Linked DNA regions of Homo sapiens: regions 1 and 2 are each linked to region 3. Evidence: chromatin loops called from intact Hi-C (ENCODE). Cell type or tissue: PC-3. All regions are shown on one strand.

The links. A loop is a pair of places that touch in the nucleus more often than their neighbours do. Peaks named below come from ENCODE experiments on the same cell type or tissue, not always from the same donor. Only the 100,000 strongest peaks of a DNase experiment are listed, where the experiment ranks them.
Region 1: a loop joins it to region 3, with 4 times the contacts of the local background. A loop is called at or near these places in 6 of 110 quality-filtered maps.
Region 2: a loop joins it to region 3, with 11 times the contacts of the local background. A loop is called at or near these places in 7 of 110 quality-filtered maps.

The regions. Positions count from the first base shown.
Region 1 is chr1:21,489,792-21,492,291 of GRCh38, reverse strand. No RefSeq gene overlaps it. Among named protein-coding and RNA genes, the nearest start is that of ALPL, 18 kb to the left of the region's middle. RefSeq lists an enhancer at 498-998 and a silencer at 1,186-1,235. In PC-3, CTCF peaks have their summits at 1,102 and 1,303 (motif pointing right); a DNase peak (open chromatin) is centred at 1,341.
Region 2 is chr1:21,344,558-21,347,057 of GRCh38, reverse strand. It overlaps a transcript of ECE1 not described here. Among named protein-coding and RNA genes, the nearest start is that of ECE1-AS1, 53 kb to the right of the region's middle. RefSeq lists enhancers at 1,148-1,197, 1,208-1,257, 1,958-2,337 and silencers at 1,408-1,597, 1,718-1,827. In PC-3, no CTCF peak of the experiment used is centred here; a DNase peak (open chromatin) is centred at 1,477; H3K4me3 peaks cover 2,500 bases.
Region 3 is chr1:21,230,818-21,233,317 of GRCh38, reverse strand. All of the region lies in intron 14 of ECE1 (endothelin converting enzyme 1), which reads left to right. Among named protein-coding and RNA genes, the nearest start is that of EIF4G3, 55 kb to the right of the region's middle. In PC-3, a CTCF peak has its summit at 1,162 (motif pointing left); a DNase peak (open chromatin) is centred at 1,157; H3K27ac peaks cover 1,089 bases.

The DNA.
Region 1 (2,500 bases), 260 kb before region 3:
CCTAACAGCAGGGATAGGAGATGGCGAAGGGCCTCACTGGCATCACTCTCATCTAACCTAGAGGGCTCTGGAGAGGAAGGCAAGGCAGACCTCTTCTCTGGAAGAAAACCACTGCTGTTGAAACTCGCAGTTCTAAACAATAATCTGTTGCCACTTCTCCCAGGGGCCCTACTCAGCCTTTGCTCTCCCCTATTTTCAGCATTCAATGCTAATTACCCTCTGGGGCAGGTTGCCAAGTATTTGAGTGAAATGTAATCACTTCCCCCTGCTTGGGAATTTTGTCTCCTCCCCACTCTCAAGGGGTGCAGCAGGGAGGTGCTTAGGAAATTGAAATTGAACTCTGCCAGTTACACCAGCATCAATTTTACTTTTCCAAATTTCTGAACCCTGGGGAGCTTCAGAACCAACCTTGACCTCTTTGACCCAATACTTAGTTCTTTTCCTGCCTGCAGCAGAAAGGGTTCAAGCTGAGGAGTTGGACAGACAGGAGTTGGAACCTCACCCCTGTCACTTGCTGCCTGTGTCCACTCGACCAAAAGTATTCCCCTCTGAACCTCAGTTTCCTTATCTATAAAAATGGGAATGTGACTCATGCCTGTAATCCCGGCACGCTGGGAGGCCAAGATAGGAGGATTGCTTGAGGTCAGGAGTTCAAGACCAGCCCAGGCAACATAGTGAGACTCCCATCTCTACAAAAAGTCAAAAAACTTAGCTGGGCATGGTGGTGCGCACTTGCAGTCCCAGTTACTCAGGAGGCTGATGTGGGAGGGGGATCACTGGAGCCCGGGAGGTCGAGACTGCAGTGAGCTATTGGCGCAGGATTTTTTTTGCTCCCTTTGTCAGGCTCACAGCAGGAGATGCCCCGTCAACTTGGCCCGCTGGGCTGTGCTTGAAGGCAAGCTTCCAGTGTGGATCCTGTGGCCCCTGTGACTGTGCACTCAGTCCCAGGAGGGAGGGGGTGTGTGAGTAAGTGATTGTGGGGTCTGGCTGGCTGTTCTGAGCGCTGAGCCCCAACACAGGAGCAGGCTCCGTGCAAGGCTGGTGGCTGGACCAGGCGTGTTGCCCAGAAGGGAACACAGTGGTGCCCAGGCAGGGGTGTTTTCAATGCCAAAGCCCCAGAGGGGGTGTTACAGTATGCTAATTAGCTCTCAGTTCCACCATCTGCAGCCTGATGGACAGCAGTGTGTTAGCAGCTCACTCAGCTCCTTGCCCTGCTCTGGCCCAGGGCTCCAGGACTGGCTCAGCCTCACCACTGCTTCTGTCAGATGGAGCGGCTGCCCTCCACCAGCAGAGGGCAGAGGGCCACAGTGCTACAGCCTTCTGGGTACTCACATTCGGTAGGTCCCTAGCTCTTGTCCCTCGTCCAAGAAAAATGAAGTCATGCCGACGATTGAAGGGTGATGAGGGCTGAGAATGTTATTGAGCTACAAAACAGCTCTTGGAGGAAAGGGGATGGGTAGGTGGTGTCTCACCCAAAGTCAGGTCATCTCCCTCAGTGTGGCTGAGTCTGGGATTTTTACAGGCATAGCATTAGGGAGGGGCAGGCTGTAAGTAGTATTGAAAAAGGCAACATTTGATTGGTTAAAGAGCATTATTCAGAAAGAGCCAGTCAGTAAAGGGTAGGCAAACAGGAACAGAAGTTCTCACTCCTCTGGAACCAGCAGTCCAGCTGTTTTTGGCTTGAAGCTGTGGTTTCACCGGGGACCCGCCCCTATCTACCTAGGCATTTGTCTGCCTCCTGCTGCTATCAATATGATCGCACCACTGCACTCCAGCCTGGGTGACAGAACAAGACCCTGTCTCTAAAAAAATAAAAATAAAAAGTAAATGGAAATTAATTTACTCTTAAATCAATCTAGTAATTAAATCTTCAGAATAGGTGTAAAGACCAGCATTGTCCCTGTCATGCAGTAGGTTTTCTTTTTCTTTTTTTTTTTGAGACAGAGTCTTACTCTGTCACCCAGGCTAGAGTGCAGTGTCCTGATCTTAGCTCAGTGCAACCTCCACCTCTGAGATTCAAGTGATTCTTGTGCCTCAGCCTCCCAAGTAGCTGGGATTACAGGCGTGTGTCACCAAGCCCAGCTAATTTTTTTTGTATTTTTAGTTGATACGGGGTTTCACCATTTTGACCAGGCTGGTCTCGAGCTCCTGAACTCAAGTGATCTGCCCACCTTAGCCTCCCAAAGTATTGGGATTACAGGCATGAGCCACTGTGCCCAGCCATAGGTTTTCAAAAACATTCACCCTCTCTTTTTTTGTCCTAGCACCTGGGCTTTCCAGGTAGGGGAAGGGGTTACTATTCTTTTTTTTTTTTTTTTTTTTTTGAGACGGAGTCTTGCTCTATTGCCCAGACTGGAGTGCAGTGGCACGATCTCGGGTCACTGCAAGCTCCACCTCCTGGGTTCACGCCATTCTCCTGCCTCAGCCTCCCGAGTAGCTGGGATTGCAGGCACCCACCACCATGCCCGGCTAATTTTTTGTATTTTTAGCAGAGACGGGG
Region 2 (2,500 bases), 110 kb before region 3:
ACACAAAGACCACAGTGTCACCACACACACAATGTTTTTATCTCGATGTCTCTTGCAAACTGGGTTACACACAAAGTTGTACCAAATCACAGCCATGTCCCTCTTTTGTGTGGGCACGTACAACACACGCAAACTACACCACAAAAACCCAGGATTTTTTCACAACTTGTTTACAACAGGGACACCACATTTCTTTCTACCACATTAACATGCATGTACAACAGGACCCAAAAGTGGAGATCACACATCACACACACACACAGGCAGGCTGTCTTCTGTTCCTTCCTCCTTCCCTTGACCTCACAAAACCTACACGTGGAGACAGTGTCTCTCCTGGACCTGCAAATTCACACGCCTAGAGAGCCACGGCTCCTTCTCTCTGCTTTGCTACCATTCCCTCCCTCACCCCTCTATCACGGGGACACACACACACACAGCAACAAACCCCAAATACAGCGGACACACACACACAGCAACGAACCCCAAATATAGCAGACACACAAACACACAGCAATGAACCCTAAATATAGCGGAGACACACACACAGCAACAAACCTCAAATATAGCAGACACACACACACAGCAATGAACCCCAAATATAGTGGACACACACAGAACAAACCCCAAATATAGTAGACACTCACAGCAACGAACCCCAAATATAGCGACACACAGACACACGGCAACAAACCTCAAATATAGCGGACACAGGTTGTCCTGAAGTCCCTGGACGGCAACGAATCCCAAATAAATCAGTCAGGGCTTTCCTTCACATATAAACACACGGGCACGCGGAATCCACCCCTCCCCCACTTTCTGTCTCCTCATCTCTCTTCCTCTCTTACACACACACACACACACACACACACACACACACACACACGGCAACAAACCCCAAATATACCGGACACACACACACAGCAACAAACCTCAAATACAGCGGACACACACACAGCAACGAACCCCAAATATAGCAAACACACACACGCACATATACACACAGAGCAACAAATCCCAAATATAGTCAGGACTTTCCTTCACACATAAGCACACGGGCACGCGGAATCCACCCCTCCCACCGTTTCTGTCTCCTCTTCTCCTCCCTCTTACACACACGCGCGCGCGCGCGCGCGCGCGCACACACACACACACACACACACACACACACACACAAGCAGCTGCAGCGCCCCGGGTCACACTCCAGTGCAGGAGCCAGGCAGGAGACAAAGGTCGCCGAGGCTCCCGGCGGCCCCACCGGACACAATCGAGCCTCTTCCCGGTTCTGCTAGCTCCCAACGCCGGTCTCGGCAAGGTCTGGACCCTGCGCCCCGAAGCAACAACTCCCGCCTGCTCCTGCCCTCCAGGTTCCCCGCGCAGCCCGGGCAGCCGACTCCCAGCGCGCCAAGGGTTAAGGGCCCGCGCGGGCGCGGGGAGTGCAGCCTCAGGCCGTGATTGGCTGCGCCACCCAGGCCCCCGCGCCCTGCCATTGGCCCCGCGGCGGCCCCGCCCCTCCGGCACTCGGCGCCGAAGCCGCGAGCTCGCCCGCTGGAGCTGAGCGCGCCGCCTGGGCCAGGCAGCCGAGCCGTCCGAGCAGCTGGGCTGGGAGCAGGGAACCCGGAGCTGGGAATCGGGAGCCGGGCGCGGGGAGCTGCGCGAAGCCGGGGCGGAGCACGCGAGCTATGGTGAGTGCTGCGCGCGGAGGTCTGGTCCGGTCCAGCCCAGCCTCGACGGTCGCGGGCAGCGGTGCCGCGGGTGGCACCCGGGGCCGCCCTGGCTCGCGGGGGGCTGGGCGCCGGCTGCAGCAGCAGCCCCCGCCCGGCTCTCGGAAGGCGTGGAGTCGGGGAGCGCCCGGGCAGAGCGCGGCTCTCCCGGCGGCGCTGCGCTTGGTCCCGTCGGGGGCGGCCGCGCCGAGCTTGGTTCTGGTCCCAGCCGGATGTGGGGGGCTCGGGGTCCCCGGTTCGCTTTGGGGACGGTTGCTGCGGTCTGTTTTGGGTTGTTCTGAAGTCCCTGGACTCAGCTTGGCTTGGAGACCCAGGGCAGCCGGGCTGGGTCGGGCTCGCGGGTGGCGGCGATTTCGAGGTGCCTGGATGCAGCTGGACCTGAGCGTCCCGGGACACTGAGGTCGGTCTGGGGCTCGCCTTGGGGCACTGTGGGTGGCCACGCCCGGCGCATTCGGAGGGCTAGGTTGCGGCCCTCTGGGACTGCTGATCCAGCTGTGGCCTAAGGGGTGTATGTGGTGGCGACGCAGCTAGGTCGGTGCTGTCAGAGACCAGGGGACACTCAGGGGCCCTGCACCCAGCGATCCGGTCTCCCCAGCATCTCCCGGTGATGGGTCCTCAGAGGAGGGGCTTGCTGAGGCCGAGTGCTGACTGCGATAGGCAGGAGTACCAGGGAGAAAGGGAACTGGGGAGGGGCGTTTCATGGGGCTCTCTAAAGCCCCAGAAGAGAAATCCATTTGATCCAGGCTGGGCTTCCTGGGGGGGGGCTGTTGGGAGGGGCA
Region 3 (2,500 bases):
CTGGCCTCTGGAGCGGAGCCGATCTGGCACCTTGTCTCCGCTCCACTGCTTTGGGATTTGGAGCCTTCATTTCATTTTCCGCAGAATAGGATGGGAGGAGCTGGTTCTGGGGTCCTCATGGCAGTCAAATGTGAGGACCTCTGGGGAGCGCCAGACCCCAAGGAGGCCCCAGCAAGAGCAGCTTTCCCATTGTTCCTCACTACCACGAATGGTGGGATCTCAGGACAGGGAGCCCACAGAGGCCTGGGGAAGGTTCTGGATGGGCTTGACAGCTGTGCTTCCCAAAGCTCACTGCACATCAGAGTCCTCTGGGGAACTTTTTCAAAGATACAGCTTCCTGGCCGGGCGTGGTGGCTCACGCCTGTAATCCCAGCACTTTGGGAGGGCAAGACAGGTGGATCACCTGAACCCAGGAGTTTGAGACCAGCCATGGTCAACATGGCAAAACCCTGTCTCTACTAAAAATACAAAAATTAACCGGGTGTGGTGGCGCACACCTGTAGTCCCAGCTACTCAGGAGTGAGTAGCTGAGGCACGAGAATTGCTTGAACCCGGGAGGCGGAGGTTGCAGTGAGCCGAGATCGTGCCACTGCACTCCAGTCTGGGTGACAGAGCAAGACTCCATCTCAAAAAAAAAAAAAAAATACAGCTTCCTGACCTTAAATCAGGATAACCTAGAATGAGACCTGGTCTTTGTCCTTTTTATTACTGTCTCCTCAGGTCAATCACAGTAGCTCAGGCCTGCAATCCCAGCACTTTGCAGGCTGAGGTGGGCAGATCGCTTGAGCCTAAGACTTCAAGACCAGGTTGGGCGACATAGGGAGATGTGGTCTCTACAAAAAATTTTTAAAATTAGCTGGACGTGGTGGCACGAACCTGTAGTCCCAGCTACTGGGGAGGCAGAGGTGGGAGGATCACTAGAGCCCAGGAGGTCGAAGCTGCAGTGAGTCAAGATCATGCCACTGTACTCCAGCCTGGGCAACAGAGCGAGACCCTGCCTGAAAAAAAAGAAAGAAAGAAAAAAAAAAACTGTCTCCTCAAAAAAATTAGATGTAGTCAGCCCAGTTCCAGTCTTCAGTCCAAGGTCCTTCCATTCCTCAGTGCAAACATTTGGGATAAATCTTAGGGAAGGGTGCAATCAACTTCTCTTTGCCTCTGGTGCCCCCTGGTGGACTATAGGGGTTCAAACATCTCTATTTCCTTCATTTCCAGCCTCCAACCAGGACACCCCGCTATGTACAAGAAGGTGGGCTTTTACCTTCAGAACATGGCATAGGCTCTGTTGCCAGTTTATCTGAAGTATTTTAACTTAGCTTGAATGTTTTTATTTAAATTTCCTTGCCTACCCATTGAAGTATTTGTGATTATTTGAATATAAATATGATGTTTTAAATTCCTCCATATGGCCAGGTACAGCGGCCCACGCCTGTAATTCGAACGCTTTGAGAGGCCAAGGTGGGAGGATCTCTTGAGCTCAGAAGTTTGAGACCAGCCTGGGCAACATGGTGAAACCCCATCTCTACAAAAAATTTAAAAAATTAGCTGGACGTGGTAGCATGCGCTTGAGCCCAGGAGGTTGAGGTTGCGGTGAGCTACAGTTGTACCACTGCACTCCAGCCTGGGCTACAGAGCAAGACCCTGTCTCTAAAATAAATAAATACATAAATAGAGTTCTTGGCCAGGTACGGGGGCTCACACCGGTAATCCCAGTACTTTGGGAGGCCAAGGCGGGTAGATCACTTGAGGTCAGGAGTTCAAGACCAATCTGGCCAACATGGTGAAATCCCGTCTCTACTAAATATACAAAAATTAGCCACGCATGGTGGTAGACACCTGTAATCCCAGCTACTTGGGAGCCTGAGGCAGGAGAATCGCTTGAACCCGGGAGGCAGAGGTTGCAGTGAACAGAGATTGCACCACTGCACTCCAGCCTAGGCAACAGAGTGAGACTCCATCTCAAAATAAATAAAGTTCTCAGTATGTTCCCATGGCTGTGGGGCTCACCTGGAGGAGGCAGAGTGACTGTCTAGGCTCTTAGAGGAAATGTGGTACCCATCTCACTGCACTCCTCACTCACCCTTCCCCTCTGTACCAGAGAAGTCATTGAAATGCCAAATACCTCATGACTATATACCATTACTTTCAAAACCTTTTTTGGTCTTGGGATCCTTCTACACTCAAAAAAATTATTGCTGGGCGCGGTGGCTCACGTCTGTAATCCCAGCACTTTGGGAGGCCAAGGCGGGTGGATCACCTGAGGTCGGGAGTTCAAGACCAGCCTGACCAACATGGAGAAACCCCATCTCTACTAAACATACAAAATTAGCCAGGCATGGTGGCACATGCCTGTAATCCCAGTTACTCAGGAGGCTGAGGCAGGAGAATCGCTTGAACCCGGGAAGCAGACGTTGCGGGTGATCCAAGATGGTGCCATTGCCACTGCACTGGCCCTGATTTTTTTTAAATTTTATGGAAAATAACTATTTTCAAAAAATTAATG